3 separate regions of the Homo sapiens genome follow, and all the other regions are linked to region 2. Evidence: chromatin contacts called from ENCODE Hi-C or POLR2A ChIA-PET data. All regions are on one chromosome and are shown on one strand. Each heading gives the region's core, a stretch centred on a gene start or an enhancer-like site at or near the end of the contact. The rest is flanking DNA. Distances are from core to core; before and after follow the strand shown.

What was found. Hi-C counts contacts between places; a loop is a spot of excess contacts on that map. ChIA-PET counts read pairs that join two places held with the same protein, here RNA polymerase II (POLR2A). Pooled maps may share reads with other maps.
Region 1: a pooled map shows a loop between it and region 2 (8-fold over the local background). The contact joins the enhancer-like site here to the promoter of RPL38 in region 2. A Hi-C loop is called at or near these places in 1 of 168 maps with a recorded cell type or tissue (gastrocnemius medialis), 4 of 37 single-sample maps with no recorded cell type and 7 of 50 pooled maps. POLR2A ChIA-PET finds 5 or more read pairs at or near these places in 1 of 52 experiments (naive thymus-derived CD4-positive, alpha-beta T cell).
Region 3: a loop to region 2 is called in a map of HepG2, with 2.9 times the contacts of the local background. The contact joins the enhancer-like site here to the promoter of RPL38 in region 2. A Hi-C loop is called at or near these places in 1 of 168 maps with a recorded cell type or tissue (HepG2). POLR2A ChIA-PET finds 5 or more read pairs at or near these places in 3 of 52 experiments (A549, K562 and SK-N-SH).

Annotation. Positions count from the first base shown.
Region 1 is chr17:74,512,429-74,515,981 of GRCh38, forward strand. No RefSeq gene overlaps it. Among named protein-coding and RNA genes, the nearest start is that of CD300LB, 17 kb to the right of the region's middle. RefSeq lists an enhancer at 39-288. Within about 2 kb of position 1,708, at least 4 of the 41 ENCODE cell types and tissues checked have a DNase peak (open chromatin) inside an H3K27ac peak, as active enhancers do.
Region 2 is chr17:74,201,443-74,205,083 of GRCh38, forward strand. RPL38 (ribosomal protein L38) reads left to right here and starts at 2,236. Exons shown (of 5, transcript NM_000999.4): 1 at 2,236-2,303; 2 at 2,476-2,516; 3 at 2,688-2,748. The coding sequence starts at 2,514. RefSeq lists enhancers at 1,472-1,975, 2,984-3,488, 3,489-3,641.
Region 3 is chr17:73,796,112-73,799,699 of GRCh38, forward strand. The region is part of intron 2 of LINC00469 (long intergenic non-protein coding RNA 469); the gene reads right to left. LINC02092 (long intergenic non-protein coding RNA 2092) reads left to right here. Exons shown (of 7, transcript NR_040020.1): 6 at 3,119-3,557. Among named protein-coding and RNA genes, the nearest start is that of LINC02092, 11 kb to the left of the region's middle. RefSeq lists an enhancer at 1,144-1,644. Within about 2 kb of position 2,185, at least 3 of the 41 ENCODE cell types and tissues checked have a DNase peak (open chromatin) inside an H3K27ac peak, as active enhancers do.

The DNA of each region.
Region 1 (3,553 bases), core at 458-2,957, 310 kb after region 2:
TGCTAAGGGCAGAGCTTCCGGCCTCCCTGTTATCTCAAATGTGGACCTATCACTGGGGCCCTAGTACTGGGCCCAATACTTGCCTCCACCCTTTGTCAATGCGAACATCCTTCCTCCTGGGGACAGAGATTTAGAGGTTGACTTTAGAAAAAGCCACTCTCTATAGATATTTTGAAGCAGCAAGTCCCCCCAGCTTCAAATTTTGTGCTGGCTGAGGCAGCCCAGCCTGGTTGGTGACTAGAATGGCCTGAACTGGGAGTCATGGAAACTGACTCAGAGTCATGGAAAGTTGGGGCTGAAAGGGGAAGAAGAGGTCATGCACCATCCGTCTTGCAGCTATAAAAACTAAGGTTTAGGTTGGTGAGGGGGTGTACCCGAAGGATGACTCAAAGGGTACTTCACGGGTAAAGGAACTCAGCTCAAATAAGGTGACTCAAGTCTATTTACAGCCTTGTCCAGTGTGGACTCAAGAATAGCCTGGCCTACCACCCTGAGCTGTCAGGGAGGACAGATGAGATGGACATTGTGAAAATGGGGTACTGCCAGCCTTTAAAATGCGGCGAGTGCACAAGTCACGCAGTGCTGTTATCAACTCATGATATAAGTTCCTCTTCCCTCCCCCGACTGCCTGTGTTGAGTCTCAAATTCATCCCACTGCAGGGAGGTCAGAAAAAGTTCAGAACTTCTTTCTGACCTCCCTCTTGTGGGATTTAATGAGGACATGAAGTGGTGACATTGAGGTGGGAGTTAAGGAGAATGTGCTGGGCTTGGGGCCCAGCAGATGGACATATGTTACCTGTGCCCCTGGGGATGATTCTACCTTCTAAAATGGGCCATGGAAACCTGGTTTCATGTGGTTGGGTCAATCCCCCCAGTGCTTCTGAGGTTGATGAGTTAAACGATGCAAAGGCCATGGTTGGGAGATCTCCTCTTGGGATACGACTTTGGTGAATTTACCTGGGTCTGGTCCTCATTCCTGCAAATCTAGAACCCGACCACCATCCAGACAAGAAGAGAGACTGAGACCCTACAATAACTCAAGTGATTTATTTTGGGGACACTCCTTTCCAGGAAGCTGAATGCTTGTGACCCTCATCTGTTTTTCTGATTTCAGCTGCCTGGGAGGTTGCCTGAGCAGGCAGGAGGCAGCTCATGGGCATGGACTTGAACTGATGCCTCGAATGGCCTGCCTGGCCTTTGTCTTTCTTTATGTTCCATTACCAAATATTCTGCTCCTGGAATCACAGCCTTTGTTTTTATTTATTTATTTATTTATTTATTTATTTATTATTTTAAATGTTTTATAGAGATGGGGGGTCTTGCCAGTACAGGCTGGTCTCAAATTCCTGGGCTCAAGCAAACATCCTGCCTCAGCCTCCCAAAATGCTGGGATTACACAACAATGCCCTAAAATAAGACTTTCAGGTGAAGCTTATGCATGTCTTTCCTGCTTGGTGAGTAGGGTATGATTAGAGTTGGATTTTTCCATCCCATATTCACTCTACAGAATCAATTTAGTGTTCTGCTTATCTATGGGACATTGATGTCATGTGATGGGTGATGTCATGTGATGGGTGATGTCATGTGATGGGTGATGTCATGTGATGTGTGATGTCATGTGATGGGTGATGTCATGTGATGCATGATGTCATGTGATGGGTGATGTCATGTGATGGGTGATGCCATGTGATGGGTTATGTCATGTGATGGGTGATGCCATGTGACAGGTGGTCATGTGACAAGGTGATCCTGTGATGAGTGGTCATGTGATGGGTGATGTCATGTGATGGGTGATGGGATGGGCGATGTCATGTGATGGGTGATCATGTGACAGGTGATGTCATGTGATGGGTGGTCATGTGATGGGTGATATGTAATGGGTGATGTCATGTGGGGGTGGTCATGTGATAGGTGATGTCATGTGATCGACGATCATGTGATGGGTGATGTCATGTGATGGGTGATGTCATGTGATGGGTGATCATGTGACAAGTGATCATGTGATGGGTGATGTCATATCATGGGTGATGTCATGTGACAGGTGATCATGTGACAGGTGATCATGTGATGGGTGATGTCATGTGATGGGTGATGCCATGTGACATGTGGTCATGTGACAGGTGATGTCATGTGATGGGTGATCATGTGATGAGTGATGTCATGTGATGGGTGATGTCATGTGATAGGTGATCATGTGATGAGTGATGTCATGTGACAGGGATGTCATGTGATGGGTGATCATGTGATGGGTGCTGTCATGTAATGGGTGGTCATGTGATGGGTGATGTCATGTGATGGGTGATGTGATGGGCAATCATGTGATGGGTGATGTGATGGTGATCATGTGACAGGTGATGTCATGTGATGGGTGGTCATGTGATGGGTGATATCATGTAATGGGTGATGTCATGCGGGGGTGGTCATGTGATAGGTGATGTCATGTGATGGGTGATCATGTGATGGGTGATGTCACGTGATGGGTGATATCACATGATGGGCGACATCACGTGATGGGCGATCATATGATGGGTGATGTCATGTGATGGGCAATATCACGTGATGGGCGACATCACGTGATGGGCAATCATGTGATGGGTGATGTCACATCATGGGTGATCATGTGATGGGTGATTGATGTCATATGATTCCAGGGGGAGCACCTGTTCACCAAGCAGGGGAGAGGCTGTGAGTTCTCTGCCACGCTGGTAACACAATCTCTACTGGGGCTTCCTAGTGCTGACTGCTGCAGGTGGCTCATCATAGCACACCAAGGGCCACCACAGGGACACATTACCAAAGGAAACCCCAGAAGACACAAAACATCCCCTTCTTCCTCCATAAACTTGGGAGCCAGATGTTGGGTGACATCGTTCACCATCTCTGGCTGCTCTGGCCTTGCTGGAACCCCCTGTTTTCTCTTTCTCCTCTTGCATCATGATAAATGGCCGATCATTAATGGATGAAAAGTGGTGTCTCTGACACAAAGGCTCAACGAGGCGTCTCTGTCAAAGGGTCACACTAGATTCTATATCCACACACAGGAGACCTCTGGACTGGGGACCCTGAGCAGTGCCTTGGAGAATTCTGCAGCTTCCTGCTCTCAGGCCTGTGGCCCCATCTCTCCTTGATTGATGCCCCCAAGGATGCCCTGAGGTTAGAACACTCCCTCCGTGGGTGTGTTCTTGAGGCCACCCAAAGTGGGGAGCTGTGTCTGAGACTCCACTTACGGCCAGAATACTCAAAGGCGTTATCTCCCAGGTAAAATGGTGGACCAGAAACTACCTGCTTGTGAGTAAGTAAGGAAGGAGAGCCAAGGTAAAGCCATTAGCATTTGCAGACCAGTTGTTCCCTGACAAACATAGATTTAGAACAGAAATTGGCAGCTAAATAAAGTTTAGTACTTGTATTACTCAGGGTTCTCTAGAGGGACAGAACTAATAGGAGATATATATATATATATGAAGGGGAGTTTATTAGGAAAATGAACTCACACAATCACAAGGTAAAGTCCCACAATAGGCTGTTTGCAAGCTGAGGAGCCAGGAAGCCAGTC
Region 2 (3,641 bases), core at 986-3,485:
AGCACCAGTCATTCATTCAACAAATAGTTTTTGGACCTACTACATGCCAGGCACTGCTTCAGGCACGTCAGTGTCTCCTTCTGGCTCTCCCTGAATTCCTCCCTCCATCCACCACCCCTTTATATGGTGAGTGATCTCAGATGCCGCATCCAGCCGGATCATCCTGCAATGTTAGCATTGAGCACTTACTGTACAGATGGGTACTGCACTTCGAGAGTTATCGACAGAATGCTGAGCCCTGTCCTTGCCTTCAAGGAAAAGTGGTAAGGTGGGGCGTAGTGGCTCACACCTGTTATCCTAGCACTTTGGGGGGCCGAGGCAGGAGGATCCCTTGAGCCCAGGAGTTCGAAACCAGCTTGGGCAACCTAGGGAGACCATGTCTCTAAAAAAGTTTTAAAAAATTAAAAATAAAAAGAGTGGTGCGCATGTATGAAAAGTTAAACACCTCCACGCAGCCTACGGAGAAGTGATTGCAAGGAACCACTGTATGAGCGGCAAGCAACATAAGTCAAGGGTGAAGGGTCCTGCCTGAAAAAGGGGAGGCGGGAGCTGAGCTCGGAAGGACCAGTGGCACTTGGCATCAGAGTGGACAGCAGAGCAAATACCTGGAGGGCAGAAAGTGCCCAAAAGTGCCCCTCGGCTTGGCTGAAAGGGTGGTTGCTTGTGGAGGAGCAGTGGGGTAGAAAAGACCAGAAAGGCATCGCCTGAGATGGGAAGGGCTGGCAAAGCCGGGCTCTGAGGTATGGGAAAATCCTTCTCAGGTCAGAGCTGAAGCACTCGTGCTTCTCAGATCGGATCCGACCTTCAGACATCTAAAATTAGGCTTCTGCCAATTAACTTTTCCCACTGCTAGAACCCCGACACATTTACAGTTGCAGAGACATCGTTCAGCTTCTTTAAAAGACTCTTCAGTGTTATTACAATATTTTTGTGATCTCTCTGCAGCAAGGTCTATTGGTTCCTGTATCTCCAGCACCCCCAGGAAGGTGCTCAGCCTGAGCTTGTTAATGGAAGGGCAGGAGGGAGGAAGAAAGGAAGGTTAAGTTAAATAAGTTCTAAGTAAAGCTCATGGCAAAGTGTTCTTTCCCTTCAGGAGGGCCGCTCTGTAATAATAAGCACGAAGCAATTACATTCTGCCGTGTGGTTATTAAATTTTGGGGAAACAAATATAATAAAATGTAGACATTTGTAGGGAGGTTGGAGATAAAATAAAAATGGAGGATAAAAATAAAATCGATAACCGCAGGTTGCTCAGAGTCTAACCTAAAGGATGTTAGGGGGAGAAAGGAACGCTGCCCTCCCCAGGCTTCCCAAGCCTCCCCAGGAAGTGGCCGGAGCCTGGGCTGGGGAATCTGCCCAGCAGGGGTTCAACTCCTGAGTCCACCTCTCCCCTCTGGGGCCGCGGTGAGACCCCGCAAGAGCAGGAGCACTCCCACTCACCATCAGCCCTAGGGGTGAGACACTTAGCCAGGGGCAGCGCTGCGACAGCTTTTGGAAGTATTATTATTATTATCATTATTGCTAGAGATGGGGGGGGGGAGGTCTTACTAGGTTGCCCAGGCTGCTCTCGAACTCCTGGCCTCAAGCGATCCGCCTGCCTCGGCCTCCCCCAGTGCTGGGGTTATAAGCGTGAGCCACCGCGCCCGGCCTTAACTTGCTTTCATTGTACACCAATTCCTAAGGGAATTGGAAGCAGCAAGCAGGAACGCTCCCTCTTATGGAAAGAAGAGCCCAGGGCCCTGGTCATGACAGGTTCAGGTGCCAAAAAGGAGACGGGAAGAAAACGTGAGGCGCCAGAACAACAGGTTCTACAAGGTGCACACGAGGGTCCCTGCCATTGAATGAAGAATTTTCTGTGTGGATGCCCCTGCGCAGGTCCAATGAAAGCCGTGGAGAATAAGCGTTAGCTCTTCAAACTGAATCTGAGCTAAAACCTAGCAAAGCCAGGCTGGGGTCTGAGGGGTTGCGGGGGAAGACAGGAAGGGGTGGACGGGGAAGAGGCGGGGGTCCTAGGAGGAAGGGATGGGGAGGAGCGAGAGGAGGGAGGCGGAGGGAGGGCGGCAGCCAGGATGGTCCATTCCATTCTTGGAGCTGCACTGTTGACTTCGACCACAAGGGGGCAGGGCTGCTGAAATTGGAAGTGCGAACGCCTACATGAGTCTTGATCCTCGGCAGGCACCGTACCCAGTTTCCTCCGTTGGGAGGGTTTAACTGCCCGGAAACGGAAGTCTCGTTCTTTTTCGTCCTTTTCCCCGGTTGCTGCTTGCTGTGAGTGTCTCTAGGGTGATACGTGGGTGAGAAAGGTAATCTGGGGCAATCCACTGCCAGGTGAAATCTGGGGACCCCAGGTCCGCGTGGAGGGTGTCGGGGAGGAGAAGGGGAGTGCGATGGGGCCGATATTTCGGGGGAGAGCGGGAAAACGGGGTTCGCTGCCAGCCCCCGCGCCGTGTTAACGCCGAGGACTGTTTCCCGCAGGTCCTGGTCCGCGCCAGAGCCCAGCGCGCCTCGTCGCCATGGTGAGTACAGTCCCTGCCTGGCGCCTTCCCGGGGTGGGCTCGTGGGGCCCCGGGGCGAGGGCGAGAGAGCCTCCCAAGGATCTCCTGAGGCCGGGAGAAGCTGGTGGACTGGGCCATCGCCGGGAGACGTGTCTCTTTCCTCTCTGTTCACCCGCTTCCTTTGTGTTGCAGCCTCGGAAAATTGAGGAAATCAAGGACTTCCTGCTCACAGCCCGACGAAAGGATGCCAAATGTAAGTGGTTGCTCCGAAGGTTCAAGAAGAGCGGTGCCTAGCCTGGCACCGCTCCGGGAGCGTCTTCCCCGGAATGTCAGGCAGGAGACGGTTAGGCCGTCTGGGTGTGTGCCTGGCCCTCTGGGAGCAGTGGTTTCATCCTGTTTCCCATGAGAAAGACCTGTGGGGGGCACGTTGAGGCCCTGGAATTTCTAGGACCATCTTTAGCTAATCGCGATCATCTCAGAGGCCGCCCTGAGTTCAGTTTTCTTTCGTATAATATAGTAAATTGTCGGAACGGAATCTCCACTCCGCGAAAGCCTCAAAACACACGTCCCATAAACACTGTTTAGGTTCTCTGCAGTTGTGCAAAATCTTAACACAAAATCCATTTTGTAATAAAGTGCTGGATATTTGCATGTAATGTATCGAGCACGGCACACTGTGTAGTATGGTCGTTTACCTCGTGATCCTGTGGTCGCTGGCCAGTGTCAGAAGGTATCATACCTATCTAATCCAGAAAAATATTTAAAAAAATTTTTTTTTTTCTTTGAGACAGTCTGGCTCTGTCGCCCAGGCTGGATTGCAGTGGTGCGATCTTGGCTCACTGCAATTACCGCCTCCCAGGTTCAAGCGATCCCCCTGCCTCAAAGTAGCTGGGCGCGCCACCATGCCTAGCTGATTTTTGTGTTTTTGGTAGAGACAGAGTTTCACCATGTTGGCCAGGCTGGTCTCGAACTCCTAACCTCAGATGATCCACCTGCCTCCGCCTCCCAGAGTGCTGGGATTACAGGTGTGAGCCACTGTGCCCCGCCAAGATCAAAATTTGAAGCAGGGCTTCTACTGAATGTATATCGCATTACCACCATTGTAAAGTCACAGAGTTTAAGTTGGACTGTCATAGGTCTGTTTCC
Region 3 (3,588 bases), core at 935-3,434, 410 kb before region 2:
GACACAGGTCCTGTGGCTCCAACAGCTGCAGATAGCCTTTGCCTCTGATCTTAGTTTCCTCTATTTTCCTTGGTCTTAATTTTTTATTATACTTCACTGCTTCATGGAATTACACATCGGTACCAGGAATAGTTTAGGGAATAAAGTGGCATTTACATTTATAAAGAACAGGCCAGGCATGGTGGCTCACACCTGTAATCCCAGCGCTTTGGGAGGCAGAGGCTGGCAGATCACTTGAAGTCAGAAGTTCGAGACCAGCCTGGCCAACATGTGTAAAACCCTGTCTCTACTAAAAATACAAAAATTAGTTAGACGTTGTGGTGGGTGCCTGTAATATTAATCCCAGCTACTCGGGAGGTGGAGGCAGGAGAATTGCTTGAACCTGGGAGGCAGAGGTCACAGTGAGCCAAGATGGAGCCACTGCACTCCAGCCTGGGTGACAGAGTGAGACTCCATCTCAAAAAAAAAAAAAAAAAAATTATGAAGAACAAAACGGAAGTGGTGTATAATGATAATGGAGCTTGTGTCTGCAGCCACAGGACACCAAGTGCAGGTTAAAGAGACCTCCTCTAGCTTTAGATTTCCTCATATGTGCCACCTCCTCCAGGAAGCCTTTCCTGATCATCTGAACCAGATGAATCACCTCATGATAAATGATCCTAACTCTTGTTCTCCATTAAAATGACTCGTTCAGCCCCAGTCTTCCTCACCAGACTGTGATTTTTGACATGAGCCAAAAGCATGCCTGTCTTTCTCCTGGGTGTAACCCCATTGCCCAGCACACGGCGTGCTGCAAGCATAATCATCTGATAAATATTTATTGGACGAGCAAATGGAAATAGCCGCAAAACTCGACTGCTGGGTGAAATATACAAGAAATAAATATAAAGGCTGTGTGATAAGAAGGTGACTCACAGAGTGAGGAGAGAGAAGGAAAAAGAAAGGCAGGTGGGAGGGAAGAAAGGAGCAGCTGGTTGAAAAGAAGACAGAACGGGAGCTGGCAGCATCTGAGCAGCTATTTACCCAGATCCCAGTGAGAGTCTCTACAGACTGTGTCCCATTTTATCTTCACAACACTCTCGGAAGGCGAGCCGGCTACCCCCACTTTACAGATGAGGAGACTGAAGCTTGAGGCGTCTAAGCTGCCTGAAATTCATAAAGCCCAGGAGTAACTGAGTCAGATCTGAATCTGAGGGTCTGTGGCTTCAAAGCTGGGAGGCTGTCCCCTGCAGCACAGGGACAAATATCAGAATCCCAAAGTGGCCACACCTACTACTCATCCTGCCAGGGACCCTTCCACCTGCTCCACGAACAGGGTTCTCTTCGCAGAGGGTCTGTTTCTGTGGCTGGCTGGGCGAGCAGGGATCAGCGGAAAAGGAGGTGACAAGGCTTCAACTTTGGCATCCCTATTCAGTGAGAAGAATGGAGCACCCAGATTATAAGAGGGCCAACTGGGAGACTGAGTAAGGAGGAAACACCTCCCATTTCACCTTGCCTGTGAGCTGAGGAGGTAGTAAGGGTTGGGCAGCTGCTGCTCCCATCCCGACCCTCCCAGCCTCCATCCACACCTCCTCCCAGAACTGCCTTCAGAGGAGCCAGCCAGGCTGGGCTTGAGGATGTCAGGCCAGGAATGGCCAGGGGCCCAGAGGGGTGGGCACCAGCTGGGGCCTTGCTTCAGCAACACAGCCAGAGCTGTGCATACCAGGGCCAGCAGTGGCCGTTTTTCCAAGCTGCAGTGGCTGCTGAGCCAGAGGCTGTCCCTGTGGATTCTTGCCACCTGCAATTCCCAGTCTTCATGGGTGGGAAGAAGGCTCATCTAGACACCCCAACCCAAGGAGAAGGGTAGTGCCAATGCGTGCCCCTGGGACAAGAGGACTTTATTTGCCCTCACCTGTGTCCTTTGATTTGGGGACTCTGGGGACCCTGGCCAAGATACATGTATGTGCTCCAAAGCCTTAGCTTCAACTCTAGCCATCGGTCATCCAGAGCTTAATTCCTTATGTGAAAACAAAAATGCTAGCAAGAGAATAGAAGCCTTGGGGAAGTTGCCCAGAATAGAAAGGCTTTAAACCGCCAGAAAGCACTGAGCATTTCAAATCGCTATCCTGAGTCAACTGGTGCCGAATCCTCTTTCAAGCTTTGAATCAACACTGTCCAGCTAGTACTGTTGACTCAGGAGGGTCCAAGGGTTGACCAGGGGAGAGATAGCTGTGTGTGGCCTGGGATCAGAGCTCTCCAACCCTACTTTCTGGAGCTCTTCCAACCTGGACTTCTGACTCAGGCTGTACAGCAAATATTCTTGTTTTCGCTGATTTCTCTACATGTGAAGAATCTGAGTGGTTTGGATCCCAACCATTTAGATGGATGACTGGACTTATAGCCCTCCTGGACCCTTGCCAACTATGATTCAGCCATTCTTCCTACCCCAAAGGGAGTTGAGCAACAAATGATATACTGCAGTTTTTGCCTGATAGATGCAATTTACACATCAGCAAAAGCTTCCCAACAGGAAGGTCTGACATGGACGATGGTGAACAGCATTCCCTGGGCCTGGCATACTGGCTTATGCCAGTAATCTCAGTGCTTTTGGCCGGGGGGGGGGGGGCCGAGGCAGGTGGATCACTTGAGCCCAGGAGTTCTGGAACAGCCTGAGCAACATAGCAAGACCCTATCTCTACAAAAAAAAAAAAAAAAAAAGAAAAGAAAGAAAAAGAAAAAAAAGGACAGCATTCCACTTATTCTCAAGAGGTATTTAAATTCTGAAGAATTTATCATCACCTTGCACAAAGAATGGAACCAGGAGTATCCATGTTTCTTCTGTGCCCTTGAATTCTCCAGTGACTTCATCTTTAGCTAAAATCTCAGCAAAATGTGGAGGAATGGCTACTCCTGAGCAGTTTTCTCTTGGCTCCCTGGGATCATGTAGCAGAGGTCTGGCTTGGTCAGAAATACTGTCCTTTCCAGAGATATGGTCAATAGGCAATAGTGAGGGGGAGGGAGAGAGAGAGGATAGGGCTGAAGGGGGTTATTACTATAGAGCCAGAGGGTCACATGTCCCTATTCAATTCCACACAAGAAGGCTCAGCTATAATCACCAACCCACTTGCTTCCCTACAAGGTAACCATGTCACAACCAGTTCCTCCCAGAGGATTCAACATCACTGCTCATCTCCTCAGACCAATCAAGAGGATTGGTCATTGGGAAGTCATCCTGAGCTGTGACCACTCTCTGGAACCCAGAACTTCCTGCTTCACATGGACTGGATGAATGTCTAGGGGCACAGCTGTTTCCAGACACCTGGTTTGTCTTCAGAATCTCAAATCTTAAAGGCTTTCTGGTCCAACCATCCAATGCATGGTGAGGCCCCTTCTGGATTGCCCCTGCCTGCAGCATCCTGGTGTGTGCCTACATATTTCCAGGGACAGCCAGGAAGATTCCATGCAATTATGTGTTCCCTGTTCCAGGGGAGCCCACAGCTTGATCAGGGGACAGACTGTATCTTCCATCAACTCAAGAACTAAGACTCAAATTAAAAAAATGCAAGGCTGGGGGCCAGGTGCGGTGGCTTAAGCCTGTAATCCCAGCAC